Regions from separate parts of the Homo sapiens genome. Here region 1 is linked to region 2. The links are chromatin loops, found by intact Hi-C in ENCODE. Cell type or tissue: heart left ventricle. All regions are shown on one strand. Each heading gives the region's core, and the rest is flanking DNA. Links, peaks and the distances in the headings are about the cores only. Region 1 has its middle 45 kb from the start of GINS3. Region 2 overlaps GINS3 (GINS complex subunit 3).

Region 1 (16,698 bases), core at 3,754-11,753, 62 kb before region 2:
TGAGTTACTTCATTTAGAAGATTACCCTGTGGGCCGGCACGGTGGCTCATACCTGTAATCCCAGCACTTTCGGAGGCCGAGGTGGGCATATCACCTGAGATCAGGAGTTTGAGACCAGCCTGGCCAACATGATGAAATCCTGTCTCTACTAAAAATAAAAAAATAAAAAATTAAAAAATTAAAAAACTTAGCCAGATGTGGTGGCAGGTACCTGTAATCCCAGCTACTTGGGAGGCTGAGGCAGGAGAATCGCTTGAACCTGGGAGGCAGCGGAGGTTGCAGTGAGCCAAGATCGTGCAATTGCACTCCAGCCAGGGCCACAAGAGTGAAACGCCATCTCAAGAAAAAGAAAAAGAAAAAGGAAAGAATAATAGTCTGTGGGCTGGGCATGGTGTCTCATGCCTGTAATCCTAGCACTTTGGGAGGCCGAAGTGGGAGGATCACTTGAGGTCAACAGTTCAAGACCAGCCTGGCCAACATGGCGAAACCCCCTCTCCACTAAAAATACAAAAATTAGCTAGGCCTGGTGGCATACACCTGTAATCCCAGCTACTTGGGAGGCTGAGGCACAAGAATAGCTTGAACCTGGGAGGCGGAGGTTGCAGTGAGCAGAGATTGCATCACTGCACTCCAGCCTGGAGACTGTCTCAAAAAATAAAAAAGAATAATAGCCTGCAGAGGGCTCCTTCTCTCCTTTCCTTCCCTTTCCTCAAATCTGGATTGCACTCCACATTGTTGCCACCGGGAAAACCACAGTCACTGTTTCTGCTCTAGCCCTGACAACAGGTGGTCAAGGCCACAATGGATAATTTTGGTATTGGAAAGGACAGAGCTCGGATGGTCCAGTTCCCTCAGTTTGCAGAAGCGGGGGTTGGTGAGTTGCCTGTGCCACCTTTGGTAGCACAGCTGTGGCTAGAGGCAGCTGATCTGGTATTTAGTTAGGAGTTTTTCCCATTGCATCCCAAGGGATCAAGATTGGAGGGACCATGCACATCGGAAATTGCCTTGGAACTTCTTATGACCAAGTCCCCAGAGAGTTCTTTTTTTGGCTGCTCACAGAACTTACTTCCTGTGATCTGAAAGCCAAAAGAATTTTGAGATTTTAGAATATTCTGTTGTTTTCATGGCCCTACTCTGTTTAATAAAAGAGCTTTTCAACCTCCCAGCTTGATTCAGTTTTTGAAAATGTAGAATTTAGGCCAGGCGCAGTGGCTCACGCCTGTAATCCCAGCACTTTAGGAGGCCGAGGCAGGCGGATCACCTGCGGTCAGGAGTTCAAGACTGGCCTGGCCAACATGGTGAAACCTTGTCTCTACTAAAAATACAAAAATTAGCTGAGTGTGGTGGCATGTGCCTGTAATCTCAGCTACTCAAGAGGTTGAGGCAGGAGAATCGCTTGAACCTAGGGGACAGAGGTTGCAGTAAGCCAAGATCGTACCGCTGCACTCCAGCCTGGGTGACAGAGCAAGACTCTGTCTCAGAAAAAAAAAAAAAAAAAAGAATGAAAAGAAAAAGAAAATGTAGAATTTAAGTTAGACATTGTTTCAAACTCAGAAGGCTCTTCCTCTCTTCTTCTCAAAACCTCCCCATTTTTCCAGCCCCAGTTAAATGTTTCCCCCACAACATCCCTACGAGATCTCCCTCAATTAACCCAAGTAAGGTGACTGTCTTCCTTCCACACAGTGCTGGAACTTCTCTCATTCAAAATCTTTCTTCCTCTCTCTCATATTAAAAATGGTATTAAAGGCTGGGCACGGTGGCTCACGCCTGTAATCCCAGCACTTTGGGAGGCCGAGGCAGGTGGATCACGAGGTCAGGAGATCAAGACCATCCTGGCTAACACGGTGAAACCCCATCTCTACTAAAAATGCAAAAAATTAGCCGGGCGTGGTGGTGGGCGCCTGTAGTCCCAGCTACTCAGGAGGCTGAGGCAGGAGAATGGTGTGAACCCGGGAGGCGGAGCTTGCAGTGAGCCGAGATCGCGCCACTGCATTCCAGCCTGGGCGACAGACAGACTCATCTCAAAAAAAAAAAAAAAATTGTATTAAAACTACCTTTCCCAGCCCACAGCCCAAATCCACTCGTTTCTTCAGTCGATATATGAGTGTCTTTCCCCCTCATGCATGTATCATTGACGTCTCTATCTTTGCCGTTCTGATACGTAAAAAAATTAATGCTATTTTTTTCTTTCAGTAAGAGTTTATCAGCCTTTTTTTTTTCAGTCAGACATCATAAGCCATTTTTGCTTCTTTTTCTGGGGCTGCTTATTCTTGCACTTTGTCCATTTTTCTATTGATTTGTTGACCTTATTAATTAACAGGAACTGGTTATGTATTAAATAAATTCTTTAAAATAGATCATGCCATTTAAAAAAATTTATTTATTTATTTAATTTTTGAGACAGGGTCTCACCCTGTCACCCAGGCTGGGGTGCAGTGGTGCAATCACGGCTCACTGCAACCTCCACCTCCTGGACTCAAGCGATCCTCCCACCTCAGCCTCCTGAATAGCTGGGGCTACAGGCTTGCACCACCATACCCAGCTAACTTTTCTTATTTTTCATAGAGATGGGGTTTTGCCATGTTGCCCAGGCTATTCTGAGACTTCTGGACTCAGGCGATCTGCCTACCCTGGCCCCCGAAAGTTCTGGGATTACAGGCGTGAGCCACTGTGCCCAGCCTAAAAAAAATATTTAATTAACGCCAAGTAAAGGGGCTCATCCCTATAATCTCAGAAGTTTGAGACCCTGTCTCTAAAATAAAAATGAAAAAATTTTAAAAATTAGCCGAGTGCATTAGCATGCACCTGTAGTCAAAGATACTCAGGAGGCTGGGGTGGGAGGATTGCTTGAGCCCAGGGGTTTGAGGCTGCAATGAGCTCAAACTCACTGCAGTGAGTATGGCTACCAGCCTGGGTGACAGAGTGAGACCCTGTCTCTAAATATATATAAATACATAGTTTATACCATAAATCTGTGATATAAGTTTTTCCCGTGCATATGTTTTAACCTTTCTATAGTAAAATTTATCAGTCTTTTTCTTTAAGGCTCCTCGATTTTCAATCTAGCTTGGAAAAATATTCCTGACTTCAAGATTTTAAAAACACTCTTTTTTTCTAACATTTTTTCAAGTACTTTTAATGGTTTTACGGTATTGAAATTTTTGCTCCATTTGGAACATATTTGGGTGTGAAGAGTACACTGGAATTCAACATAAAAATTTTCCAACCCACTTATTAAATAATCTACCTTTTCCCTACTGATTTGAAATGCCATGTTATCAAAAAACAAATCATCTTTTGGGTTTTTGTGAGCCCTCTAGTCTGTCCCATTGATTTTCGTGGCCACTCAGGTGCCAGTGTTTAGCTCTCTTTATTACTTCTTGGCTTTCTTATGGTATTTGTTACTTTCTGCACTACATGATATAAATTCACAGCAATGTCAAAATTTGTCATAATTCTCAATTTTAGGTCCTTTTCACCCCAGACAGCACCCCCCCTTCATTCCCCCTGCCCTGTCCCCATGGAACTTTTTTTCTTTTTCTTTCTTTTCTTTCTTTCTTTTTTTTTTTTTTTTTGAGACACTCTCACTCTGATGCCCAGACTGGAGTGCAGTGTTGTGATCTTGGCTCACTGCAACCTCCACCTCCCGGATTCAAGCGATTCTCATGCCTCAGCCTCCAGAGTAGATGGGATTACAGGCACCCGCCCTCACAACTGGCTAATTTTTGTGTTTTTGGTAGAGACAGGGTTTCCCCATGATGGCCAGGCTGGTCTCGAACTCCTGGCCTCAAGTGATCCACCTGCTTCGGCCTCCTAAAGTGCTGGGATTATAGGCGTAAGCCATCGGCCCCAGCCTTCTCTTCTCTCTTAAACTTATTCTCTCTAACACTCATATGAAGCCTAGTGTCATGCAGTCTTTTCTGGTTACTCACTTTTTTATATACATATCTTATTTTCCCACCAAGATTGTCTCTCCCGGAAGGCTAAGCTAATCTTTCATGTACCTACACCATCCACAGCAGTATCTGGTACACTGCTAGGCAAATAGAGAAATTCTGAGGATGCTGTTAAAAAGCATTGTCTCAAAATTGATAAGAATTAACACGATAAGTATTAACTTCTAAAATAAATTAAGTAACATTTATTTTAGAAGTTGTCTCTCTCAAAAATCAGTCCTTTTTCAACAACCAGACAATTTTTTTTATTTGCAAATTTTGTTCAAGGTTATTTTACATTTTTAAATTTATTTCATTTTTAGTTGTAAAATTTACATGACATGAAATTTACCATTTTAACCATCTTAAGTGTATAGTTCAGTAGCATTAAGCACATTCACAGAATTGGGCAGTCATCACCACCATCCATCTCCAGAACTTTTTAATCTTGCAAAACTGAAATTCTGCATTTATTAAACACTAACTCCTCATTCCCACTCTCCCCAGCCCTCCTGGCAGCCACCATCCTACTTTTTGTCTCTGTGAATTTGACTACTCTAGGTACCTTATATTAGTGGAATCATACACTATTTGCCTTTTTGTGATTGGCTTATTTCACTTACCATAACATCCTGAAGGTTTATCCACGTTGTAGTATGTGTCAGAATTTCCTTCTATTTTAAGGCTGAATAATGTTCCATTGTGCTTATAAACCACATTCGGTTTATCCATTCATTCAACTAGGGTCGTGTCTACCTTTCGGCTATTTGTGATTACTACAGCTATGAACATTGGTTTACAAATGTCTGTTCCAGTCCCAATCTGTTTCAGCTCTTTTGGGTATATACCCGGAAGTGGAATTGCTGGGTCATATGGTAAATCTATGTTTAATTTTTTGAGGAACTGCCATCTTGTTTTCCACAGCAGCTGCATCATTTCACACTCCCACCAGCAGCCCACAAAGCTTCCAATTTCTCCACATCCTCATCAACACTTATATTCTGTGTTGGGTTTTTGCTTGTTTGTCTGTTTACTTTTCTTTCTATAATAGACCTCCTAATGGGTATGAGGTGGTATCTCATTGTGGTTTTGATTTGCATTCCCCTAATGGTTAATGACACCAAGCATCTTTTCATGTGCTAAACGGGTATGTGTCTATGTCTTCTTTAGAGAAATATTGATTCAAGTCCTTTGTCCATTTTTAAATCTGGTTACTTGGTTTTTTTGTGGTTGAGTTACAGTGGTTTTTAAAAAATGTTCTGGATATTAGCATCTTTTAAGATATATGATTTGCAGACATTTTCTCCCATTTCATTAATTTCCTTTTCACTCAGTTGATAGCATCCTTTGATGCACAAAAGTTTTAAATTTTTATTTTAGCCCAATTTACCTGTTTCTTCTTTGTTGCCTGTGCTGTTGGTATCACACCCAAGAAGACCCTGACAGTCTGACAGTGTGATGCGGTCCCTTAAAATGAGCTGTCACCCTAAAATATTAGAAATTCTAATAAGAGAGCCTGGGCCAGCCAGTTATATAGGTTTTTCCAGAAAGTACAAGTTGTTCCAGAAAATGTGAAAGTGTGTGTCCCAACTCTCCTGGTCAATAGATTTGGCTTACAGGATCCGTGTAACATGTTTTCGTTACTGAGTGCAACTCTGTCCTTCTCAGAATATCTTGTCAGAGCAGAAGGGGGCAGATGAGGTCCTACAGACACAATTAATAACACAAAAATGTTGGGCAAGGTCATCTTGGAAAAGGTTGTTACTCTTGGAATTTTAATAGGCCCAACTGTATTATAAATTGTATCTGAAAGACACAACAACTATGTAGAGTACAATTTACTCTTCAAAATACAATGGAGGATTGAGTGAACATGCAACTGTAACCACAGGACAGGAAGGGAGGCCTGAAATATGCTCTGATGGCAACTCTGTGCTTATCTTGGTATCAGAATGATCACATGCTTTAGGCCGGGCAGGCGCGGTGGCTCACGCCTGTAATCCCAGCACTTTGGGAAGCCAAGGTGGGCTGATCACTTGAGGTCAGGATTTCAATACCAGCCTGGCCAACGTGGTGAAACCCCGTCTCTACTCAAAATACAAAAGTTAGCCAGGTGTGGTGGCGTGCACCTGTAGTCCCAGCTACTTAGGAGACTGAGGCACGAGAATCGCTTGAACCCGGGCACGAGAATCCCTTGAACCGGGAGGTGGAGGTTGCAGTGAGCCGGGATCACGCCACTGCACTCCAGCCTGGGTGACAGAGTGAGACTCCATCTAAAAAAAAAAACCAAAAAACAAACAAACAAACAAAGAATGCTTATAAGCTTCAAGTTCGATATCCAGAACATTCTGCTTAACCCCTAGGGTATTTATTTTTGTCACCTGTTTCTGGTATTCATAAGGTATCTTTGTCTACTGTATATGATTTAAAGAAGTTTCTCTTATATTTTCCCCAAATTTGAAAGCAGCAACTTTCCGTTCTGTGGACCTGTGTGAAAATGTCAAGTTCACACGAATATGAGACTTAAAATACAGATACATTCTCAAGTCATCAAAAATATGTAAAGGGTCAAAACTACATTTTTAAATTATATTCTGATTTGGAGTTTTCAAACCTTCAAAAATCACAAGTCATTTTTTTAAAAAGTCCTGAGCCTTTACACTAAAATGTAATTTGACCTTTTTCAAACATGAATTTTACTATATATAGAACAGAGATTCATAAAGAAATTTATGTGCGTTATACCTAGTGATTCATATTAATGGCGAGTTTTGAGAAAAGAGTAGTAACATTAATAATATTTCGGAGTCAGGTTAGAGATCAAGATTACAATAATTTTTTTCCTTTTTTTGATGTTGCAGCCTGTCCAAATCAAAACAAATATATTTTCCACCTATAGATGGCAATATTTGTACAATGAGTTTATCTTAATTAAAGGAAGATTATTAGAAATAATCTTGATGTAAAGATCTTCAAAGCTTTTTATAATGGAAAACTTCCAGCATACCCAAAGGTAGACAGAGTAGTATAATGAACCACCATGCTCCCACGATCCACGTTAACAGTTACCATGGCCAGTCTTGTTTCATTAACCTACATCCCCTTCCCCTCCATCTGGATTAATTTGAAGCAAATCCCAGACTACTGCAAAATTAAAATAGAAAAATAAAGTTATGATACCACCTGCAAAACACCTTCAAGGAATTCTGTTGGTACCCATAGAATCCTAAAAATAAATAAATGGCCAAATAAGAAACAAACAAAAGCAACCCTGCTGCAATGAAGATAAAAAACACTGAATGCCGGCTGGGCGCAATGAAGATAAGAAACACTGAATGCCGGCTGGACATGGTGGCTCAGGCCTGTAATCCTAGCACTTTGGGAGGCCGAGACGGGCGGATCACGAGGTCAGGAGATGGAAACCATCCTGGCTAACCCAGTGAACCCCGTCTCTACTAAAAATACAAAAAAAATTAGCCAGGCGCAGTGGCTGGCACCTGTAGTCCCAGCTGCTCGGGAGGCTGAGGCAGGAGAATGGCGTGAACCCAGGAGGCGGAGCTTGCAGTGAGCCGAGATCGCGCCACTGCACTCCAGCCTGGGCGACAGAGCGAGACTCCGTCTCAAACAAACAAACGAACAAACAAAACACCGAATGCCATAACATTTTATGATAAAACTTTATGTCTATCACACACTGTAAGAAGGTTTGTATAAGTACAATGTATACAGGTAAAATAAAAAGGTAATACTTTAACTTTTTAAAAGCAATTACTAGGCCTGTCGCGGTGGGCAAGCCTGTAAACCCAACACTGGAAAGTTGAGGTGGGAGGATCACTTGAGGTCAGGAGTTCAAGATCAGCCTGGCCAACTTGGCAAAACCCCGTCTCTACTAAAAATACAAAAATAAAAGCAATTACTAACTTACAGAAATAACAAAACACCAAATGACAGAATATGTGACATGCACATCCTTCTTTGGGGTTTTAAAAGAAATGACAAGGTCCAATTATAAATTTAAAAATTAATAATAAAAATTTTTAAGTGAGAAGACCAAGTTAGAAGCCCCTGCAGAGTGAGTGATTAGATATAGAAAGGAAATCCAAGGAAGCAAGGAGAATGGAAAATTACTGACTTGTTAGAACAAAGCAGTGACAGCTGCTGGCTCTAAAATTAGGAACGGAGACAAGGAATTTTCAGAGCACCACCAAACAAATCACAAAGGCACAATTCACCCAGCACCTTTCAGAAAGATTTTTAACTCCTAAAAGAATACAAGGCAAGCGACCGCCAGGTTGATCATTCAGGGGCTGTGTGCTTCCCTAAACCTTGCTGCTTACTGAGTCCAGGGTCGTTTCTCTACAGAGGGCTGCCCTTGAATGACAGCTCGGATGAAAACCAAGGGCAGACAGGATGCACCTCTTTAAAGTCTTTTATGTTTTCTATGCTTTTCTGAGATTTTGCTGATTTCACAGACAGTCTAGAAGTCTAGCACACACTACTTACATTTTCATCATACTCTTTGAGCTTTTCCAATCCTAACTCTGGGAATAAATTGATTACCCATAGACCTTTAGTTGCCCAGGTACCACACCTTCAGGCACCTGGGTGGCAGATTCTTTAACGCATCTGAAGAAGAAACTTAGCCAATTATACTTTTAAAAATCCCTATGTGATAATCTGTAAACACAGCAGTCGTGCCCTCAGGATGAACAAAGGGCAACTTCAACAGCCCAAGATCTGGCTTCTGTTTGGGCCTCTGTCCTGGAGTGACTGAGGACCTCAGACAGGACACTCAGGCCTTTAGTGTCCTCTCCTAAGAGGGGGTAGCCGTACTTGCCCTAAGTCACAGGGAGACCAAGGAAACAAAACATCATAAAAACACTCTGAGGCTGGGCATGGTAGCTCATGCTGTAATCCAAGCACTTTGGGAGAACAAGGAGGCAGGAGGGCTGGAGCCCAGGAGTTCGAGACCAGCCTGGGCAACATAAGGAGACTCTGTCTCTAACAAAAAATTTAAAAATTAGCTGGGCATGATGGCACGTGCCTGTGGTCCCAGCTACTCAGGAGGCTGAGGTGGGAGGATCACTTGAGCCTGGGAGGTGGAGTGAACCATGATCACACCATTGCATTTCAGCCTCGGTGCCAGAAGGAGACCCTGTCTCAAGAAAAAAAGGACTGATTGGTTAACATCAGGTCACTTCTGGTTACTTTTTTGGAAGGATTGAAGCAGAGGAAACCTTCTTATCGTTCTAACTCAGATAGACTGGAATCCCATGTTTTCAGGGGAAACTGGTCTGTTTGGAATCTCCCTGCTTCCTTAATGTTTCAGTTTAATTATTGGCATTTAGCATGAGTGATTCCATTTTGGTTTGGTCTTGTCTGTTGGGGTCATGGTGTAGGAGCTCAGCCCAAAACAGTGGCCTCCCAGGATTTTTGTTTAACAATACAGAGAAGTTAACTACATCACTAGGTATCTAACTTAAACTCAGGGATTCATTTAGTTGCTAACTAGCTTATTAGATTCCGTGACTTCTCTTGATTACTTCTAAATTAGACTGTTAAATAACATCTAACATGCCTAGTTTCACCTCCTCTTCTGGGAAATCAGGGAAATACTAGTACTTGGAATTTTGAAGATTTCTATTGCAAGACGTTGGCTACCAAGTAGAGAGAATTATCTGGGCACTATATATTTTGGATTAATTTTTACATGGTGGTACTAATATGGAGATATTTGCTGCAAAGAGATAAATTTGTGGATTATATTCATCTTCCAGACCACTTGAGAGAGGAGAGTTTCAATCTTGCATGATAACTAAAAGAAGGAATTCTAACCAAAAAGTTCTCTCCAAAAAAACCAGAATACTGGTACAATTTGTGGTTCTATCACAAAATGCCACAAATTTAAAGTAAGATGTAGGAAAAGGTTATAAAACTTTCACCTAAGCTGAAGTCTTGGAATCACTAAACAGGGAAAAGGACCGTTCAGAAATCTTTTTGTTGTTTGTAGACTGAAGCAGTTAGAACCTCCCTAGGTCTCTTTTCGGGACAAGCAGACGCTTTTCAGTTTCATTATGTTCCCTATGATTCCTTGATTGGAAAATCGTGGTCAGTGTGAAGCAGAGAAACATCACTACTGTGTAGATCAGGATTTCTCAACTGTGATACTCTGGACGTTTTCACTGGGTAATTCCTTGCTGAAGAGGACTGCTGAGTGTGCAGCAAGATGTTCAGCAGCACCGTCCCCCAGTTATGATGGCCAAAAATGTCTCCAAACATTACCAGGTGTCCCCTGGGGGCAAACTGTCCTCACTGAAGGACAGCTAGTGTACAGATTCAGCCACTGAAGCAGAACTGTAATCACGTTGAAACTGAGCTGGTTACATCCACATAGGACTCAGGATACCATCTGGTACAGTCATTATGAAGATTAATGAAGAGGCTGTCTACCATGGCTCATTTGGGAAATTCCAAAAAGTACAATAGGACTGATCATCCTACAGCAGTTAAATAATCAGACTATAATATAATCAGAGAATTTATAAACTGTAAGCAAGCAATTTCAGTTCAGTAGAGTTTCTTAAAATCATTCTTTTAGTGTAAATGAGAACTACAAAACTATGGATTTTGTATGATTGCACTCATAGGAGGTACTCAGAATAGTCAAATTCATACAGACAAAAAGTAGAATGGTGGTTACTAGGGACTGAGGGGAAGGGAAATGGGAAGATGTTTAATGGGTACACAGTTTCCATTCTGCAAGCTGAAAAGCGTCCTGGAGATTGTTTACACAGCAACCTGAAACAATCAGAACTTAGCACTACTGAGTTATACATCTAGAATGATTAAGGTATTAATTTTATGTTACAAATTGATTTTTCCACTTTTGTTTTTTTTTTTTTTTTTTGGTGGAAGGAGTGGAGTGAAGGGAGTGGAGGGAGTGAACATTCTCCACACGTTTGAACATCCTCATTAGCTCCAAGTTGACAAACCCAGAGAAGTGCTCTGATTGGCCTGGCCTTGGACTGGTCCATGCCTGGACTAATGAAAGGTGAATAGGATGGGGCTATCATTATTTTCCCAGGATGTAGGAGAGAAGAAAGAGCAGATACCCATTCCCGATCCAATTTAACTCTAGCCAGGAGTCTGGAGTCTGCAATTGCCAGCTCCCATTCAAACCACATTGCTGGTGTGGACAGAGAAGCATGTTTCATGCAAAAATCAGTTCTAAATGGACTACAGTGTTAAATGTAAGACCAGGAACTGCTAGAAGAAACTACTAGAAGAACTTCTTCATGATATTGAACTGGGCGAGGCTTTTTAAAAAAATAAAACCTCAAAAGCACAGGCAACCAAAACAGACAAATGAGATTACCTCAAACTAAAAAGCTTCTGCACAGCAAAGAAAACCATAAAATGAAGAGACAACCTACAGATTGGGAGAAAGTACTTGCAAACTATACATCTGACAAGGGGTTCATATCCAGAATATATAAGGAACTCAAAGCAAAAATCCCCAAATAATGTGATTTTTAAAATGGACAAAAGACCTGAATAGACATTTCTCCAAAAAGACATACAAATGGTCAACAGGTATATGAAAAAATGCTCAACATCACTAATCATCAGAGAAGTGCAAATCAAAACCATGGTGAAATATCAATTCATCCCAGTTAAATGGCTGTTATAAAAAAGACAAAAAATAGCAAATGCTGGCGAGGATGCAGAGAAAAGGGAATGCTTATACACCATTGGTCGGAATGTAGATTAGTATGGCCGTTATGGAAAAAAGTATGGAGGTTCCTCAAAAAAATTAAAAATAGAACTACCGTATGATCCAGCAATCCCATTACTGGGAATTTATCCAAAGGAAAGGAAATCAGTGCAATGAAGAGACATCTGCACCCCCATGTTTATTGCAGAACTATTCACAATGACCGTGATATGGAATCAACCTGGGTGTACATCAAGAGATGAATGGATAAAATAAATGTGCTAGATATACACAATGGAATACTATTCAGCCACAAAACAGAAGGAAATCCTGTCATTTGCAGCAATATAAATTAACCCGGAGGACATTATGTTAACTGAAATAAGCCAGGCACAAAAAGACAGACACTGCATGATCTCACTCATATGTGGAATCTTAAATAGTTGATTTAATAGAAGTAGAGAGTAGAATAGTGCTTACCAGAGGCTGGAGAGAGTAGAGAGAAGGAGGGGTACCCAAAGAAGTTGGTCAGTGGGTACAAAATCACAGTTAGACAGGAAGAATAAGTTCTGGTGTTCTCTTACACAGTAGGGTGACTACAGCAAAAAACAATGTAGTGTATATTTCAAGATAGCTAAAAGATAATATTTTGAATGTTGTCATCACAAAGAAATGATAAATGTTGAAAGTGATGGATATGGCAATTAGCCTGATTTGATCATTGTGCAAATGTACACATGCACAGAAACATCAAATGATACCCCATAAATATATACAATTATGCATCAATTATAAATAAACCATTAATTTTCAAGAAAGAGGAGGGAGAAAGAGGTTCAGGGCAGACAAAACAATGACTTAATCATACAATACCAACCACCATAAACATAATCTAGTCGTTTTCTGTCCTCCTTGCCTCCTGTATCACTGTCACCAAGTTGAAATGAGCTGGCTACATACACACAGGGGTTGGGATACCATCTGGTACCGCCCCGAAGATTACCGAAGAGTTGCAGTCTTCTGCAAAGGGAAACATATGATTTATAAAAACTAAGCCTGTATTGAATAAGAGCCTGCATTGCATAACCTGGGAAGAGGCTGTGGTTGACTCAGTTAGCTTTATTCATTGCCTTATCAATTAAGGCATTAGACATTAGGATGCCATGAACAGAGCCCCACCACCATGAGCTTTGGAAACTGAGTTCACAGCCCAGCTCCACCACCTTGCAGGCCATTTCACGCCTGGGCACCTCCAAGTGCCTGAGAAAATTTTAACCCAGGTGGCAAAGTAGAGCCCCTGTGTTAGGCAGGCTTTGGAGGACCGAAGACGATTTATTGGGGTTTAATGGGAAGGCTTATCATGAAGCCTTATGAAGCTTAACATAAAGGCTTATCATGAAGCCTTATGAAGCTTATCAGGTGATTTATTAGGGGTTTATCATGAAGGCATCTGCAACAGAAAGATCAGATACACCCAGCCAGGTCCTGCCTACCAGACTGCACAGAAACGGCCACAGCTGGGCCTGATGGAGACCCATGTAGTAGTAAGAGTGAAGCCTGGCTCTGAGAACAGAATATTTTGCCTCCCTCTTCCCTCCCCCTGCCCTTGTTTGGGTCAGTCCCCACCACTTTCCCATCCAACCTCCTTCTCCACTCTGCACCTTTCTCTACCTCATTGCTTCTGTTTATTCATGGCAATCTGTGCCTGATGGGCTCCTGCCATGCATCTTTCTATCTTCTGCTTTTGCCACTAACCCTGTCTCCCCTTGTATTTTTGAGTTAAAATTCTCTGCAGAGAATCTAATATGCCCAGCTAATCACCATCAACCCTGATTGGGTGGAACGGTTTCAGTGGGGCCTTTCACAGCCTGCTGATTCTTCAGGGGTGGGATGATCTGGCGTCAGCTCTCATCCCTGGTTGGGGCATCAGTGGTCCAGGAGTGGAGTTTCATGGCGTGGAAAGTGACTGATCCCTCTGCACAGGACTAGGGCAGAGCTGTTTTCGAGGAGAGGAGCACCGAGATTATGACAGGTACCATCTTGACCTAGTTCAATGCCCACCTGTACAGTAGGCATTCAGCATGTGTTTCCTCTTATCTTTTTTATTTTATTTCATTTTATTTTGTTTATTTTTGAGATGCAGTTTTGCACCTGTTGCCCAGGCTGGAGTACGGTGGCAGGGTCTCAGTTCACTGCAACCTCCACCCCCAGGTTCAAGCAATTCTCCTGCCTTAGCCTTCTGAGTAGCTAGGATTACAAATTTCCTTGTCCTAATAGGCCTGGGAGCGCTACCGGAGACCGGGGCTTATTTCATCCCTTATCTTCAACCGTAAAAGACGGACAGTCCCAGAGTGGCCATTTCAGAGACCTACCCCCTGGGAACGCATTGTCTTTCTCAGGGCTGTTCCTTGCTGAGAAAAAGAATTCAGTGATATTTCTCCTATTTGCTTTTGAAAGAAGAGAAATATGGCTCCATTCTGCGTGGCTCTCAGGAAGCCAGACCTAATGGTTATCTTCCTTTTTCCCTGAACACTGCTGTTATCCTGTTCTTTTCTCAAGGTGCCCAGATTTCATATTGTTTAAACAATTTGTGCAGTTAACGCAATCATCACAGGGTCCTGAGGCGACATACATCCTCAGCTTATGAAGATGACAGGATTAAGAGATTAAAGTAAAGACAGGCAGAGGAAATGACAAGAGTATTGATTGGGGAAGTGATAAATGTCCATGAAATCTTCACAATTTATGTTCAGAGACTGCAGTAAAGACAGGCATAAGAAATTATAAAAGTATTAATTTGGGGAACTAATAAATGTTCATGAAATCTTCACAATTTACATTCTTCTGCCATACTTCAGCCAGTCCCTCCGTTCAGGGTCCCTGACTTCCCACAACAGTAACCATCATTCTACTCTCTGCCTCCATGAGATGAATTTTTTAGCACCCACATATGAGTGAGAACACGCAATATCTGTCTTTCTGTGCCTGGCTTATTTCACTTAGCATAACAACCTCCAGTTTCATCCATGCTGCTGCAAATGGCTGAACAGTATTCTTGTGTGTGTGTGTGTGTGTGTGTGTGTGTGTGTGTGTGCATGTATGTATCACATTTTGTCTATCCATTCATCCACTGATGAACTCTGAGGTTGATTCCATATCTTGGCTATTGTCAATAGTGCTGCAATAAACATGAGGGTGCAGGTATCCCTTTGATATACTGATTTCCTTTCCTTTGGGTAAATGCCCAGTAGTGGGATTGCTGGATTTTATGGTAGTTCGATTTTTTGTTTCTTAAGAAGTTTTCATAGTGTCTTCTGTAATGGCTGTACTAATTTACATTCCTATGAACAGTGTATAAGAGTTCCCTTTCCTCTGCATTCTCACCAGCATTTGCTATTTTTCGTCTTCTTGATAATAGCCATTCTAACTGGGGTGAGCTGTTATCTCATCGTGGTTTTGATTTGCATTTCTCTGATTATTAGTGATGTGGAGCATTTTTGCATAGATATGTTGGCCATTCATATGTCTTCTTTTGAGAAATGTCTATTTGAAATGTCTTTGTCCAGTTTTTAATGGGATTATTTTGTTTTGTTTTTGTTTTTATTGTTGATTGTTTGAGTTCCTTCTATATTCTGGATATTAGTTCCTTGTTGGATGAATATTTTGCAAACATTTTCTCCCATTCTACAGGTTGTCTCTTCACTCTGTTGATTGTTTTCTTTGCTGTGCAGAAGCTTTTTAGTTTAATATAGTCCTATTTGTCTATTTTTGATTTTGTTGCCTGTCCTTTTGAAGTCTTTGCCGTAAAACCTTTGTCTAGGCTCTAGACCAATGTTCTAATGCATTTTCTGTATGTTTTCTTCTTGTGGTTTTATAGTTTTGAGTCTTATGTTTAAGTTTTTAATCCCTTCTTAGTTGATTTTTATATCTAGTGAGAGACAGGGATCTAGTTTCATTCTTGTGCATATAGATATCCAGTTTTCCCAGCATTCCCCATGTATTAAAGAGACTGTGCTTTCCCCAGTGTATGTTCTTGACACCTTTGTTGAAAATCAGTTGTCTGTAAATAGGTGGGTTTATTTCTGGGTATTCTATTGTGTTCCTTTGGGCTATGTGTCTGCTTTTATTCCAATATTAGGCTGTTTTGTTTACTATAGCTTTGTGCTATATTTTGAAGTCAGGTAGTGTGATGCCTCCAGCTTTGTTCTTTTTACTCAGGATTGCTTTGAATATTCAAGGTCAAGTTCTTTTGTGGTTCCAGAAAAATTTACAATTTTCTTTCTATATCTGTGAAGAATGTTATTGGTATTTTATAGGGATTGCATTGAATCTATAGATTGCTTTGTGTAGTATAGTTATTTTAATAATATAAATTCTTCTTATTCATGGGCATGTGATGTCTTTCCATTTGTTTGTGTTCTCTTCAATTTCTTTCATCAGTGTTTTGTAGTTGTCATTGTAGGGGTCTTTCACCTCCTTGGTTAAATTTATTCCTAGGTATTTTATTTACTTTTCTGTAGCTATTGTAGATGGGGGATAGCTTCTCAATTTCTTTTTCAGCTAGTTCATTATTGGTGTTAAGAAATGCTGCTGATTTTTTTTTTTTTTTTTGAGACGGAATCTCACTCTGTCGCCCAGTCTGGAGTGCAATGGTACAATCTTGGCTCACTGCAACCTCCACCTCCTGGGTTCAAGCAATTCTTCCGCCTCAGCCTCTTGAGTAGCTGGGATTATAGGCACCCACCATCATGCCTGGCTAATTTTTGTATTTTTGTAGAGACAGAGTTTCATCATGTTGGCCAGGCTGGTCTTGAACTCCTGACCTCAGGTGATCCACCCGCCTTGGCCTCCCAAAGTGCTGGGATTACAGGCATGAGCCACCATGCGCAGCCAGAAATGCTACTGATTGTTATAAGTTGATTTTGTATCCTGCAACTTTACTAAATTTGTTTATCAATTCTGAGTTTTTTGATGGGTTTTTCTATATATAAGAGTACTTTCTGCAAAGAAGGACATTTTGACTTCCTTTTTTCCAAATGGATGCACTTC
Region 2 (15,701 bases), core at 1-8,000:
GAATCACTGCCATATAATATATCACAGTAGAGTTGCAACTGAGATTCCTTGTGTCTGGGAGTTTGGACAGCTTCAGATGTACAGTTTCACTAGCCACAAAGCACAGGTACAAACTGGGTCATCGCCTGTTCACAAAATGCTCTCTTGATCTTATTTGCCTCATCTTCCTCATGGTTGTACAGAGGATAGCACCCCACCATGCCAGCCTGACTTGGAGATATCTCCTGCTGCCTGCCTGCAGGGAGTTACCCCAGTTTCCAAAAACAGTCGCCCAGATAAAGGAGGAAAAGGGAAAGGCAGACGAATGGCATGGCTTTTACTAAAGAAAAGATGTTGGCCTCATACTCTATACTCAGGGCTTAATGAACTGGAATCTGCATAACTCAGCAGTCAACCCAGAAGGGAAATGGTTAAACTGAGCTTGTTATTGCCTCGGAGAGCCTAAGAGCACCCGCACACTTAATTCTACTCCCTGTCTAGAAAAGCTGTCAGGGAGTCGTTTGGAATTGCAATGTAGTTATTAAGGGCTGTTAACCAGCCTGCATTACATCTGGAAGTCAGGACTTGGGTGCTGACTATGAAGGGCCCTGTTTTCAAAATCTAACATTGCAAGTGTAAATGGGCAAGAAGCCTCCGTTGTGCTTTTTTTTTCCTCTTCAGTAACTTTTGCAACATTATTGCATAGAAGATCCCTGACCATTTACTAGGAACCTGGTTAAGCAAGCACTAATCTCTTTTCCTGGAGATCAAGGATGCAACCTCAGGTTGAGAAAGAAACAGGGTTCCCTGGGCCCATTAGACTGTTTGCAGGGCATCACTGCTTCCCCCTGACACCTCACAACTAGCAAAAATTGTCTTTGTCTTTGGAAATTATAGAGGGATTTGGGTATCCAGATTGTGCAGATGCAAACTTAGGCTGTCTTGATGCAAACTTAGAACCACAGAAATGCTTTTAAAATGCCTGTTTTAAGATGGAATTGTTGTTTTTATAATTTGATTTTAGTGCTAAATAAATGATTGGCTTTGTACATGAATATGTTCTGTACAAGTGCTCTTTCACTAGTACTACAGATAATCAAAGCTATCAGAATTGTGTCTTTGATCATATTTGACGGTAATACACAAATCCATGTTTTAGCAGCTGCTCTTTTGCTTGTGTGGTACACATAAATAGGAGGTACATTCTCTGTAGGAGGGTGCTGTGTCCTAGGAAGATGAGATTTCCATTACTACCGCAGCATTTATATATAGCCAGGGCCCGAGAAACCATTCATAGAGCGAGAAAAGCATATTATTTAACTTTTGGCATCATTCTTTTCACACATAGCTTTATATTTAAAGTCAACTCTAAGTCTGCTGCCATTTTTTCCTACTTCCTAAAAAAAAGAAATTCCTCAGGGGCCATGTGTCAGGAATATGTAGGTATTCATGTCCAAAACTTAGCCCCTATTTTACATTTTGAACAGATTATATTACATGTAGCTTTTGAACTCATTTTCAATTACAGATCTGCCTTCAAGCCTGTCGGACTTCCCCTCTCCCCAGCAGCCCTCCAGTTAGTCGTTTAGATTTTGATTTGGTCCCTTCAAGAGGTTAATTTTTCAAAAAACACAACAAATGGGCTCAAATACCAAATTGCTATCAAACTCCAGGGAGTAAAGCTGTGCCCTTTCCCCTGAAGCACTCTGTTCCCACATGACTGTGGCCTTACAGACAGAAGACCTCAGTATATATAGGTTTTTCCCAGGGACAGTGTGGGCTGCCAGGAGCAGTGGGGCAAGGCTCTGTCACTGTTGATTCCTCCTGCTGTTCGTGACCTCTGGATTTGGGTGGCTCTGGGCTGTCCATGCCTCTCCATCTCCACGCAGATGGCTCCCAAATTCCTATCTCCAGCTCAGATCGCTCCCTCCAACTCCAGACTTGTATCCAATCCCCTGCTTGATGTTTCTACGTCTCCACGGCCTGCTCCTCCTCTGATGTTTCCCATCTCCATTTTTTACAACTCCATCCTTCCCTATTGCTTAGAACAAAAACGCTATGTCCCCCCCTGACCTTCCTCCTCTCACGCTCCATATCTTTTGGGTCTGCCGTCAAATCATTTGCAGCATCCGGCCACCTCCCCATCACCTGTGGTGCTGTCACTCGGGCCAGGCCCCTACCGTTTCTTTCCTGGAGTTTTGGGATCACCCCCTAACTGCCTCCCTGCATTCACCCTCCACTCCATCTTCAGACTCTTCTCACCATAGCAGCCAGAGTGCTCTTGTTAAGAAGTATATCCAATCTTGTCGATTCTCTGCTCAAGACCCTCCCATCTCAGAGAAAAAGGATAGTCAGTTATCCCAGCACACTTTGTTAAAAACTAATCTTTGGGCCCGGTGCGGTGGCTCATGCCTGTAATCCCAGCACTTCGGGAGGTCGAGGCAGGTGGATAACTTGAGGTCAGAAGTTTGAGACCAGAAGGGCCAACAGTGAAACCTGTCTCTACTGGAAATACAAAAATTAACCAGGCATGATGGTGGGCGCCTGTAATCCCAGCTACTCGGGAGGCTGAGGCAGGAAATCACTTGAACCCAGGGGACAGAGGTTGCAGTGAGCTGAGATCACACCTCTGCACTCCAGCCTTGGTGACAGAGCAAGACTCTGTCTCAAAAAAAAAAAAAAAAAGTCATCTTTACCCTGCTAATCTGATGTTGAATTTCTTTATTGCTTGCATGGCAGAAATAATTTGTTTCTTATTTTAAATAAAAAGTCCACCTTCTCCCTAAGAATTCTGAGCATCTTACAGAGCTTCTCACTAACCTCTCAGCACCTCTGAACCCGAGGTTTCTGGAATACTGTGCCTGAACTAGTGAAACCGGCATGCAGAAGCACTGAGTGACTCAAGTTCAAACAGCAGTCAGTTCCACTCTGTGTCTGTCTGTTCTGTCCCCCTCCCATCCTTCAAGAAACCCCAAGAGAGCTTTTTTTTTTTTTTTTTGAGATGGAGTCGCTCTGTGGCCCAGGCTGGAGTGCAGTGGCGCGATCTCGGCTCACTGCAAGCTCCGCCTCACAGGTTCACGCCATTCTCCTGCCTCAGCCTCCCGAGTAGCTGGGACTACAGGCGCCCGCCACCCCACCCTGCTAATTTTTTGTATTTTTAGTGGAGACGGGGTTTCACCGTGTTAGCCAGGATGGTCCCGATCTCCTGACCTCGTGATCCACCCGCCTCGGCCTCCCAAAGTGCTGGGATTACAGGCGTGAGCCACCGCGCCCGGCCCCAAGAGAGCTTTTGTTCTTTATGCTCGAAACAATTGTGTCTACGTGAAAATGTAATATTTTAAACTGAGCTTGGCAAAAGAAAATAACTGCAGAGGCCATATATATATTTCTCAAACAGATATTTTTGTGTTCAGGAGAAAAATCTATAAAATGTAAGGTAGATGCTTAACTGTAAGAATTTTTTTTTTTTTTTTTTTTTTTTTTTTTTTTTTGAGACAGAGCTTGCTCTGTCACCAAGGCTGGAGTGCAGGGGCGCGATCCCAGCTCACTGCAACTTCTGCCTCCGGGTTCAAGCAGTTCTCCTGCTTCAGCCTCCTGAGTAGCTGGGATTACAGGTGTGTGCCACCACGTCCAGCTAATTTTTGTATTTTTAATAGAGACAAGGTTTCACCATGTTAGCCAGGATGGTCTCGATCTCCTGACCTCGTAATCCACCCGCCTCGGCCTCCCAAAGTGCTGGGATTACAGGCATGAGCCACCACACCAGGCCAACTGTAAGAACTAGTCTAAGAAATATAATTTAAACATTCCTTATCTAGTGAAGGCAGATTTTTAGGTCATTTTATTTTATTTTTGAGACAAGGTCTCACTTTGCCACCCAAGCTGGAGTGCAGTGGCCCAATCACAGCTCACTGCAGCCTTGACCTCCCAGGCTTAAACAATCCTCCCACCTCAGCCCCCCAAGTAACTGGGATTACAGGCATGTGCCACCATGCCTGGCTAATTTTTGTATTTTTTGTAGAGACGAGGTCTCAGTATGTAGTCCAGTCTGGTCTCAAACTCCTGAGCTCAATCAGTCCACCTGCCTTGTCGTCCCAGAGTGCTCGGATTACAGGCATGAGCCACTGTGCCTGGCCGATAAATTTTTAATATTGAGTACACATAGAAACAGTTGTTTGAAAGATAATTAAGTAAATGTTCTAAACCTAAGGAAAGGTATCTGAAAGCTGGAATTCTGTTGCTAAATCTGTGTGTGTGTGTGTGTGTGTGTGTGTGTGTGTGTGTGTGTGTGTGTTTTGCTAACTCTTGATATTATCCTTTTGAATGAGGAGGAGAAAATTTCTCATCCTTAATAGTAACAAATAAAATGTACAGTGAATCAAGGACAAGTCTGGAAAAATGTAGAGTCACTCTTTTCCTGAGAGCAAATGACTAATATAGGTGACAGGCCCAGCCTGCTTTTGTTTGAGCTCATTTTGTTTTTCTAGGCTTCTGCTTTTCTGCCTAGTTAATCAAAGGAGACACAGTGCAGCCAGACACAACTTGCTTGCCAAGCAACCTTACTTTAGTATAGCAGCATTCTCCTCCTGGGCTACGCTGTCCCGTTGCCAGCCTTGTGGTCTAGGGAAAGCTGCAAATGAGGACACACCCAGAAACAGAGGTCTCCTTTCTGTATCTGCTTTTTCAAGATCAAGTCAAATCAACAAAGTAAGCATGATTTCATTAAACTTTTTTTTTTTCTCGAGGCAGTGTCTCGCTCTGTCACCCAGGCTGGAGTTCAGTGGTGCAATCTCAGCTCACTTTGACCTCTAACTCCCAGGCTCAAGCGATTCTCCCACCTCAGCCTCTGGAGTAGCTGGAATTACAGGCATGCAGCACCACACTGGCTAATTTTTTTTTTTATTTTTTGTAGAGACAGGGTCTCGCTATGTTGCCCAGGTGGGTCTCAAACTCCTGAACTCAAGTGATCCATCCATCTTGGCCTCCCAAAGTGCTGGAATTACAGATATGAGCCACTGCACCCAGCCAAACTTTTTATTTTAGAAATAATTTTAGATTTATAGGGCAGTTGTAAAGGTAAGACAGAGAGTTCCCATATATCCTTCACCCAACTTTCCCTAACGTCCTACATAATCATGGTACATTTATCACCACTAAGAAGTTAACATTGCTACAACACTTTTAACTAAACCATGGGCTTTATGCAGATTTCAACAGATTTTCCATAAATGTCCTTTTCCTGTTTCAGAATCCAATCCAAAGTCCCACATTGCACTTAGAGGGCAATTATTTTTTAAAGCAAAACTGCATCAGACTCTTTGCTACGTTAATTCAGTAGCTCAGCTTATTGGAAAGGTGTCACTGCATTAAGGCAGGCGCACTGGGGCCAGTTGGAGCTTGCATAGGATGAAACTACTGGTAAGCTCATCAAGAAGAGAAAGAATATTTGCTTTTCTTTCTTTTTAATTTAATTTAATTTTTTATTTTTATTTATTTATTTGTTTGAGATGGAGTCTTGCTCTGTTGCCTAGGCTGGAGTGTAATGGCACAATCTCAGCTCACTGTAACCTCTGCCTCCCGGGTTCAAGCGATTCTCCTGCCTCAGACTCCTGAGTAGCTGGGATTACAGCTGTCTGCCACCATGCCTGGCTAATTTTAACATTATTAGTAGAGATGGGGTTTTGCCATCTTGGCCAGGCTGGTCTTGAACTCCTGACATCAGGTGATCCACCCGCTTCGGCCTCCCAAAATGCTGGGATTACAGGTATGAGGCACTGTGCCTGGTCGAATATTTGCCTTTCATTGAAATTTTTACTTTTCCCCTAGTACTTGCGACTGACGGGAAAAGGCCTCTGATTTTACTTAGAACTTTTAGCATTCTTTCTCTTTGACAGCAATAACTTGATTTTCTTCTCCTTTCTCTTCTGGCACTCTCTAGCTAATTTTCTCTGTGTCTAAATGAGTTTAAAACAAGCATGGCTTTCTACACCAACATGATTAAGTGTCAGCATAGCTCTGAAAATAGTGCCTGGGAACTGCCAGTGTTTCAGAATTCATAATGGTGCACATGGAATCAGCTCATCCTGCAAACATCTCCCACCCGTGGCTCAGGACAAAGAAAAAATCAGGCCGAGCGAGGTGGCTCCTGCCTATAATCCCAGCACTTTGGGAGGCTGCAGCAGGAGGCTAGCTTGAGCCTGGGTGTTTGAGACCAGCCTGGCCAACATGGTAAGACCTCGCCCCTGCAAAAAATAAAACATTAGCTGAGCGTGGTGGCTCATGCCTGTGGTCCCAGCTACTCAGGAGGCTAAGATGGGAGGACTGCTTGAGCCCAGGGAAATTGAGGCTACAGTGAGCAGTGAGAGCGCCACTGAACTCCAGCCTGAGTGAAGGGAGTAAGACCCTGTCTCAAAAAAACAAAAAGAAAAAGAAAAGAAAGAAAAGGAAAGAAGAAAGAAAAAAGAAAGAAGAAAGAAAAAGAGAAAGAAAAAGAAAGAAGGAAGGAAGAGAGAAAGAAAGAAAAAAGAAAAAGAGAAGAAAGAAAGAAAGAAAAGGAAGGAGGGAGGGAGGGAAAGAAGAAAAAGGAAGGAAGAGAGGAAGGAAGGAAGGGGGAGGAAGGAAGGGAGGAAGGGAGAGGAAGGGAGGAAGGGAGAGGAAGGGAGGAAGGAAGGGAGAAAGAAAAAAAGAAGAAAGAACCCAGAGTTTCAAGCCTTTACAGCGCTTTCTGCTCCTGTATCACCCTTGAGAGAGAAGTTTATTTCCAGGTTTAAAAAAAAAAAAAGTTTATTTGATTCTCACATGACTTGTATGTCTCCTTTTGTACAACAAAAATTCTTCCTTGAGGGCATTTTCTTTTCTTTGGACACAGGAAAGCAAACAGGTAGCTAAGGAGTATAGATTCAAGTGCAGCAAATGAGGCACATACAAGAAAGTGTCATTCATTGAAGGGAAAGTAGGCAGGCGCGGTGACTCACCTGTAATCCCAGCACTTTGGGAGGCTGAAGTGGGTGGATCACTTGATGTCAGTAGTTTGAGACCAACCTAGCCAACATGGTGAAACCCTGTGTCCACTAAAAATACAAATATTAGCCAGGCGTGGTGGCATGCGCCTGTAGTTCTAGCTACTTGGGAGTCTGGGTTACGAGAATTGTTTGAACCTGAAAGGCAGAGGTTGCAGTGAACAGAGATCACACCACTGCACTCCAGACTGGGCCGCAGAGTGAGGAAGAGTTAGTCTTCAAAAAAAAAAAAAAAAAAAAGAAGAAGAAGAAAGAAAAGAAGAAGAAGAAGAGGAGGAGGAAGAAGAACAAGAAGAAGAAAGAAAGAAGAAAGAAGAAGAGAAAGAGGAAGAAGAAGAAGAGAAAGTGTGCTTGGGATTTGTTTTGAGGCTTGTTAGACTGGAGGCAGACACTGGTATTAAAAGCCAGCATTACCAGTCATGGAGGAGAGAGATGTCAATGGTTGTTCCCAGAGAGTGGCCTTATCTTAATAGGACCGAGAGGACTTAGCACTCAGCTATCTCTTTGGTTCAGGAGCAGAACATTTTAAAAACTGTTTCAAAGGACACTTGTTTTCTAATTTAGCATTTCATGTTCACTCTGATTTCTTTATCTGAGATGCTAGGTAAACATGCAGTAATGTGCTGCTTTTTATTTATTTATTTATTTATTTATTTATTTACTTTTTTTTTTTTTTGAGGTGGAGTCTCACTCTGTTTCCCAGGCTGGAGTGCAGTGGCGCGATCTCGGTGCACTGCAACCTCCACATCCCAGGTTCAAGTGATTCTCCTGCCTCAGCCTCCTGAATAGGTGGGACCACAGGTGTGAGCCACCGTGCCGGCATGCTTCTTTTTAAATAGTTCAGCAGTCTAAGAAGTCTTTTCCCAGGTTTTGAGCCAGCTCAGACCTTGATCAACATTTCAGAGGATCCTACCACCTGAATTCCTAGATCATTTTAAAGATTTTTAGGGAGTGGGGATCCATATAACACATCATGTTTGTGTATGGCCAGGATTGAAAATCCAGTTCTCCAATGTTTAAGGCATTTTTTCAAAAGAAATCAATAAAAACTAAAACCTCACTCCATTTTCAAAGACTCTAATTTTCATAGACAAAGCAATCCTCCCACCTCAGCCTCCCGACTAGCTGGGACTACAGGTGCATGCCACCACGCCTGGCTTATTTTATTTATTTAGAGACAGGGTCTTGCTATATTACCCAGACTGGTCTTGAACCCCTGACCTCAAGGGATCCTCCTGCCTCAACCTCCAGGAGTCACTGGGATTACAGGCATGTGCCACCATGCCTGGCTAATTGAAAAAAAAAAAAAATTAAAGAACCTTTGTGATTTTAAAGGGTTCTTCTGCCACTTCAAATAGAAAAAAAAATAGAAGAACAATGTGTCACAGGTTGTTGTATACTTATCTGTGGAAAGAACAAAGTGTTCAGCTGCGTTAAATGGAGATGAAACTATTGCTTTGCTTAATTACAGCTCATGCATACCCACCTCCTCATGTCATCCACATGATGTGGCAAGGTCCCTCAGGGATTCACGTCTCAGAGCAAACCTCACAGGAAAGAGGTTACATCTTCAAGCCCCTGACAGTCATTCGCTGCAAAATCAAATAAACTGATACAAGGGTAGCCACATGGTGGAGGCTGTGGAGATGTTATCAAATCTCCCTAAACTGAGAGCGGCTACACAGCGGCTCAGAAATCATAGCCTAGAGTCGAAGGGGCCCAGAAGGATGAACTATTCCAGGGCTGTTAAAAATATGTATACTTTTTGGCCAGGCGTGGTGGCTTATGTAATCCCAGCACTTTGGGAGGCCAAGGCAGATGGATCACCTGAGGTCAGGAGTTCGAGACTAGCCTGGCCAACATGGTGAAACCCTGTCTCTACTAAAAACACAAAAATTAGCTGGGCGTGGTGGCTTGTGCCTGTAGTCCCAGCTACTTGGGAGGCTGAGGCATGAGAATTGCTTGAATCTGGCTGGCAGAGGTTGCAGTGAGCCGAGACTGCGCCATTGCACTCCAGCCTGGATGACAGAGTGAGACTCGGTCTTAAAATATATGTGTATATATATACACACAGACACACATACACACATACATATATACACACACACATATCTATACACACACACACATATATATATACACATATATATACTTTTTATTATTTTACATTTGATACATGCCAAGAATATATGTAACATATCTGTATGTTATGAAGTGGTGTAATACAATGAACACCCACCAACTTCCACTAATTTAAGTTGAGAACATGATCATTGCCTCCTGCATAGTTTCTCTGCTACCCTCTACCCCCAGAGTAATCATTATCCTGGATTTTATATTTATTACTTCCTTAGTTTTTATATCTAGTGAATATATTATTTTGGTGGTGTTTTGTTTTGTTTTGTTTTGTTTTGAAATGGAGTCTTGCTCTGTCACACAGACTGGAGTACAGTGGCATGATCTTGGCTCACTGCAACTCTGCCTCCTGGGTTCAAGTGATTCTCCTGCCTCAGCCTCCCGAGTAGCTGGGATTACAGGCGCACACCACCACGCCCAGCTAATTTTTGTATTTTTAGTAGAGATGGGGTTTCACCATGTTGGCCAGACTGGTCTTAAACTCCTAATCTCAGATGATCTACCTTCCTCGGCCTCCCGAAGTGCTGGGATTACAGGGATGTGCCACTGCACCTGGCCTGATTTTTTGTTTTTTGGTTTGTTTTTGAGACAGAGTTTCACTCTTGTTGCCCAGGCTGGAGTGCAATGGCGCAATCTCGGCCAATGCAATCTCTGCCTCCTGAGTTCAAGCGATTCTCCTGCCTCAGCCTCCCAAGTAGCTGAGATTACAGGTGTGCGTCACCACGCCTGGCTCATTTTTGTATTTTTAGGAGAGATGGGGTTTCACCATGTTGGCCGGGCTGGTCTCAAACTGACTTCAGGTGATCCACCCGCCTTGGCCTCCCAAAGTGCTGGGATTACGGGCGTGAGCCACCGTGCCAGGACTGGTTTGTTTTCAAACTTTGTAAAACTAAGTTCCTGTTGCATGCAGTCAGCTGCATCTTGCTTCTTTCACTCAATTTTAATTTTCAATCATGTCATCGCAGCTCATTTTTACTGCTGTATATTATTCTATTGTGGGAACATGCCACAACTTCTATAAGTGTTCTCTTATCAGCAGACATTTGGTCCATTTCCAAGCTTTTTTTCTATTACAAACATTGTCACTGTGCGGATTCTTACACAGCATGCATTCCTCTGGGATGAACGCCCAAGTGAAAGTGCTGGCTTATAGGGTCTGCCAGTGCTCTACTTCACAAGCTTCCGCCAAATCACATGACTTTATTCACCCATCAACAGTGTATAAGAGTTTCCATTATTAGAATTCTTTTTTTTTTTTCCAATTTAATGGGTATTAAAAAATATCTCACTGTGGCCGAGCACAGTGGCTCACACCTATAATCTCACTACTTTAAGAAGCCAGTGGGAGGATTGCTTGAGACCGGTCTGGGAAATATAGCAAGACCCCCATCTTTACTTTAAAAAAAAAAAAAGCCAGGCATGGTGGGATGCACCTGTGGTCCCAGCTACATGGGAAGCTGAGGCAGAGGGACTGCTTGAGTATAGAAGCTCAGGGCTACAGTGAGCCTTGATCATACCACTGCACTGCAGCCCGGGTGACAGAATGAGACTCTATCACAAAAGAATTTTTATATATAAATTTATATATATAAATGTTATTCTGATTTGCGTTTTTCTGAGTACTAATGAGTTGCACATTTTAAAATATATTCATTGGCCATTTATGCTTCCTCTTTTGTGAAATGCCTGTTTACATGTTTTGCCCATTGTTCTACTGGATTGTTTATCTTCTTTTTACTGATTTATAGGTGATCTTTTTTTTTTTTGGAGACAGAGTCTTGCTCTGTCACCCAGGCTGGAGTGCAGTGGCGCCATCTCAGCTCACTGCAACCTATGCCTTCAGGGTTCTAGCGATTCTCCTGCCTCAGCCTCCTGAGTAGCTGGGATTACAGGTGCCTGCCACAACGCCCAGCTAATTTTTGTATTTTTAGTAGAGACAGGATTTCACTATGTTGGCCAGGCTGGTCACAAACTCCTGACCTCAGGTGATCCACCCACCTCGGCCTGCCAAAGTGCTGGGGTTACAGGCATGAACCACCGCGCCTGGCCAGTATAGGTGTTCTTTATACTAATCCTTTGTCAGTTATCTGTGTTGCAAAATTCTCCCATTCTGTAGCTTGTCTTTTAATTTTCTTTGTAGTATCTTTTTTTATTTTTCCTTAGAAACAAGGTCTCCCTGTGTCACCCAGGCTGGAGTGCAGTTGTGGGATCATAGCTCATTGCAGCCTTGAACTCCTAGGCTCAAGCAGTCCTCCCACCTCAGCCTCCCGACTAGCTGGGACTATAGGTACATGCCACCACACCTGACTTCTTTTACTTATTTAGAGACAGAATCTTGCTGTATTTCCCAGGCTAGTCTTGAACTCCTTGCCTCAAGTGATCCTCCTGCCTCAGCCTCCTGAATCACTGGGATTACAGGCATGCAACACCACACCTGGCTAAATTTTTTTTCTTTTTTTTTCTGTATTTTTTTTATTATTATATTTTAAGTTCTAGGGTACATGTGCATAACGTGCAGGTTTGTTATATATGTATACATGTGCCATGTTGGTGTGCTGCACCCATTAACTCGTCATTTACATTAGGAATATCTCCTAATGCTTTCCCTCCCCCCTCCCCCCACCCAACAACAGGCCCTGGTTTTAAAATATATTCATTGGCCATTTATGCTTCCTCTTTTGTGAAATGCCTGTTTACGTGTTTTACCCATTGTTCTACTGGATTGTTTATCTTTTTACTGATTTACAGGTGTTCTTTTTTTTTTTTTTTTTTTTTTTTTTGTGGAGACAGAGTCTCACTCTGTCACCCAGACTGGAGTGCAGTGGCGCCATCTCAGCTCACTGCAACCTACACCTTCCAGGTTCTAGCCATTCTCCTGCCTCAGCCTCCTGAGTAGCTGGGATTACAGGTGCCTGCCACAATGCCCAGCTAATTTTATATGTATTATCTCATTTAATTTCCACAAAAACCCTAAGAGATGAATTATTGTTATCCCCCTTTTACAGATAAAGAAATAGACTCAGTGAGGTTAAGTGTGTGCCGAAGGTCACACAGCAACCAGTGCTGGGCCCAGGGCTGGAAACCAGGTCAGGCTGATCCTGAGATCCGACTCTTCTCTGCTCTGCTGCACTGTGCGATGAGCAACAGAGCAGGCCAGGGCAGCCTCTTCCCACCGCACTATCAGGTGTCTCTCGCTTCAGTCCTGGTCCTCCCAACACCGTTTCTATAGGACTTGCCATCCCCTCTTCCCACCGCACTATCAGGCGTCTCTCGCTTCAGTCCCGGTCCTCCCAACACCGTTTCTATAGGACTCGCCATCCCCTCTTCCAACCGCACTATCAGGCGTCTCTCGCTTCAGTCCTGGTCCTCCCAACGCCATTTCTATAGGACTCGCTATCCCTTCTAAGTGTCTCCTTTGGCAAAATTGGCCCAACCTATGCCTATGTCATATCACCATTATCTGCAGTAAAAACAGGACTCCTCCTTCTGTTTCAAAAGACTGCTCATGTCATTGACAACCCGTGCTCATTCTCGAGATTGCAAGCTGCTATTTTTGAAAAGTTATTTTGCATGACATTTTGCCTCAGGGGCCCTTGGTCTGTTTAATCTGGGTATCTCAGTTGGCAGAACACTGTGTGGCTCTCCGGATTGATTACATGTGTCTAATCTGCAGCTCTGGCTGTTGCAAAAACTCCCTTGCCTCCTTCTCTCTGCCTCACCCCCAACTGCCTTGCTCAAAACAGGTGATGGGTGGCTCATGGTTGGTCCGGAGGAAGGGGGAATCCGAGAAAGCAGAGGCTACACAGTTCAAACAGTCCCCTGCAGGGCAGGCTTGGCTGTTTTCTGGCTTCTTCTGCTGGGAATTTCACTGACAGCAGAAATTAATCCCACTTATTCACTCATTCATTCGCCCCTCCAGTGAGGGTCTGAAGTCAGGAGTGGAATGGTCATCCCTCACTGCCCTGTGGAGTTTACACTGTAAAGGGCAAGGCGGACTATAAACGGGATTACAATAAGATCTGTGAGGTGAATTAAAGGGCATGTGTAAATAAAGACAGAGTCTCGCTCTGTCACTCAGGCTTGAGTGCAGTGGCACAACCCTAGCTCACTGCAGCTTTGAACTCCTGGGCTCAAGCGATCTCCACGCCTCAACCTCCCAAGTAGCTAGTACTACAAGTGTGTGCCACCACATCTGGCTAATTTTTCTTGTTCTTAATTTTTATAGAGACGGAGTTCTCACTATGTTGCCCAGGCTGGTCTAGAACTCCTGGCTTCAAGCAATCATCCCACCTCAGCCTCCCAAAGATTGGGATTACAGGTGTGAGCCACTTTGCCCGGCTTTCAGGGACCTTCTTTAGTGAGTCCAAAGAGGGGCTCTCTGAGGAAAGATGCAGAGCTGGCTGGGTGAAGAGCCCAGAGGAGGTCATCATTCCAAGCAGTGAGAGGAGGTGAGAAGTGTGTGGCTTGGTTGGCCTGCTTTAAGAAACAAAAGCAGGCCTGGGTGGCAGAGGTGTGGATGAGAGTGACAGGAGATGAGGGAGTGGGGAGGAGGCAGAGAGCAGATCTTTTGAGGCATGAATATGATAGAGCTGGCCGTAGGGGTGGAGCTGACAGTCAGGGAGTGGGAGGACATTATTAGATCATCACAAGTGTGAGCCCAGGACGGGCCATACACATTGCCTTGAGAGCCTTTGGCAGGGCCACCTTCCAAGTCAGGCTGTGTGTGACTGGAGGGCCTCCGGGGAAGGTAACTTTTAAGCAAAAGTCCATAACAGGAACTGGCTGCAGTGACTCATGCCTGTAATCCCCCTGCACTTTGGGAGGCCAAGATGGATCACTTGAGGTCAGGAATTCGAGACCAGCCTTGCCAACATGGCAAACCCCGTCTCCACTAAAAATACAAAAAATAGCCAGGCATGGTGGTGTGGCCTGTAGTCCCAGCTACTCAGAAGGCTGAGGCAGGAGACTCACTTAAACCCGGGAGGTGGAGTTTGCAGCGAGCCCAGATCATGCCACTGCACTCCAGCCTGGGTGACAGACCAAGACTCCGTCTCAAAAAAAATAAATAAATAAACCCACCACAGTGGTTCTCAAAGGTGTGGTCCCCAGGCCAGCTGCATCAGCACCACCTGTGAATTTGCTAGAACTACAGATTCCAGCGCCCACCCCAGACCTACTGAGTCCTCCAGAGCACAGAGCACGGAGCCTAACACGTGCTGAATTCATGGCCTCCGAATTGCAAGCTGTCAAGTTCCAGAGTGTGCTGACGTGTTAAGATGCACAGAGTCGTGTCATGGGGACACACCCTAGCCAGCAGGTTGTGCCCACCCCGGCGTGGAATGAGGACAGAGCCCAGCTTGGGTGGGTTTAGCTGATTTTAAGGTGCCAGGGTAGAAACAGAAATGCGTCTGCACAGCTGTGCTGGGTGAAATTTCACACTTGGCAAGGTGTGAACAGAATTAACATTTGCTGGAACAGGTTGGAAGCCTTTAGACTGTGAGTTACAAAATCAGGCAAAGAAAGAAAAAAAAAGGAAGGGGGAAAATTAGGTGATCTTCAACCTCATTAACTCAAGCCCAGCTGCAGAGGATGTTACCAAATTATCCACTAAGAAAACCCACCTGGGGCTGAGAATAAGCCTGAGACTTCAGGCCCCAGGGGTCCTTTTGAAAAGAAAGTTCTCCGCCTGAGAACAGTTGCTCTCACGAAAGCGCCTCCTCCACAGCCCCTGCAGAGCATCAGGCCTCGACACTTTAATTGCTCCGATAGAAACAAGCTAATGGGGTTTTAATAAAAATAGAACCCAAATAGGCGTTGATCCCCTATTTTTTGCAACCAGAGGCACTGCCACAGTTTCAGTGCCATCGGTGCTAGCTAGGGGGGTCTCCATGCCATGAGACCCTGGTGAGAATTAAATAAGGAAAACAAGCTTATGGATTCGATATTTTGAGAGCTTCAACAAAAACCAGAACTCTGTCAACAACAGCCTGGTTTATCCTAGGTCCAGGGAAAAACAGGTCAAGACACATGCCCCAAATCACTAAAGGCAATAAAAGCTTGGTAGGGGTAGGGGTGCCCGCGGTCCTGCTCCCCAGCACTGGAGTGAGCAGGACACTGGCTGCCCCTCAAGATAATTTGAATCTTCAAAAAGTAAGTAAGATGTCCGTTTTTTTGGCCAGGTGTGGTGGCTCACGCCTGTAATCCCAGCACTTTGGGAGATGGAGGAGGGTGGATCACCTGAGGTCAGGAGTTCAAGACCAGCCTGGCCAACATGGCATAATCCTATCTCTACTAAAAATACAAAAATCAGGTGGGCATGGTGGCTCACACCTGTAATCTCAACTACTCAGGAGGCTGAGGCATGAGAATGGCTTGAACCCAGGAGGCAGAGGTTGCAGTGAGCCGAGATTGCGCCACTGCACTCCAGCCTGGGCGACAGAGCAAGACGCTGTCTCAAAAAAAAGTCCGTTTTTAGTGCATCTGTAGTTTCAGGTAGGATCATTTAGTAATTAGGGGTCCAGGCTCTGGGCTGGGAGCCCCCAAGTTCAAACCCCAGCTTTGCCATTT

Evidence for each region. A loop is a pair of places that touch in the nucleus more often than their neighbours do. Peaks named below come from ENCODE experiments on the same cell type or tissue, not always from the same donor. Only the 100,000 strongest peaks of a DNase experiment are listed, where the experiment ranks them.
Region 1: it touches region 2 in a loop (2.6-fold over the local background); 15 of 110 quality-filtered maps call a loop at or near these places.

What each region holds. Positions count from the first base shown.
Region 1 is chr16:58,338,909-58,355,606 of GRCh38, forward strand. No RefSeq gene overlaps it. Among named protein-coding and RNA genes, the nearest start is that of GINS3, 45 kb to the right of the region's middle. In heart left ventricle, for the core only: a CTCF peak has its summit at 6,835; no DNase peak of the experiment used is centred there; H3K27ac peaks cover 1,390 bases.
Region 2 is chr16:58,405,005-58,420,705 of GRCh38, forward strand. GINS3 (GINS complex subunit 3) reads left to right here. Exons shown (of 3, transcript NM_022770.4): 3 at 1-1,143. Among named protein-coding and RNA genes, the nearest start is that of LINC02137, 8.5 kb to the right of the region's middle. RefSeq lists an enhancer at 12,864-12,973. In heart left ventricle, for the core only: no CTCF peak of the experiment used is centred there; a DNase peak (open chromatin) is centred at 4,585; H3K27ac peaks cover 4,170 bases.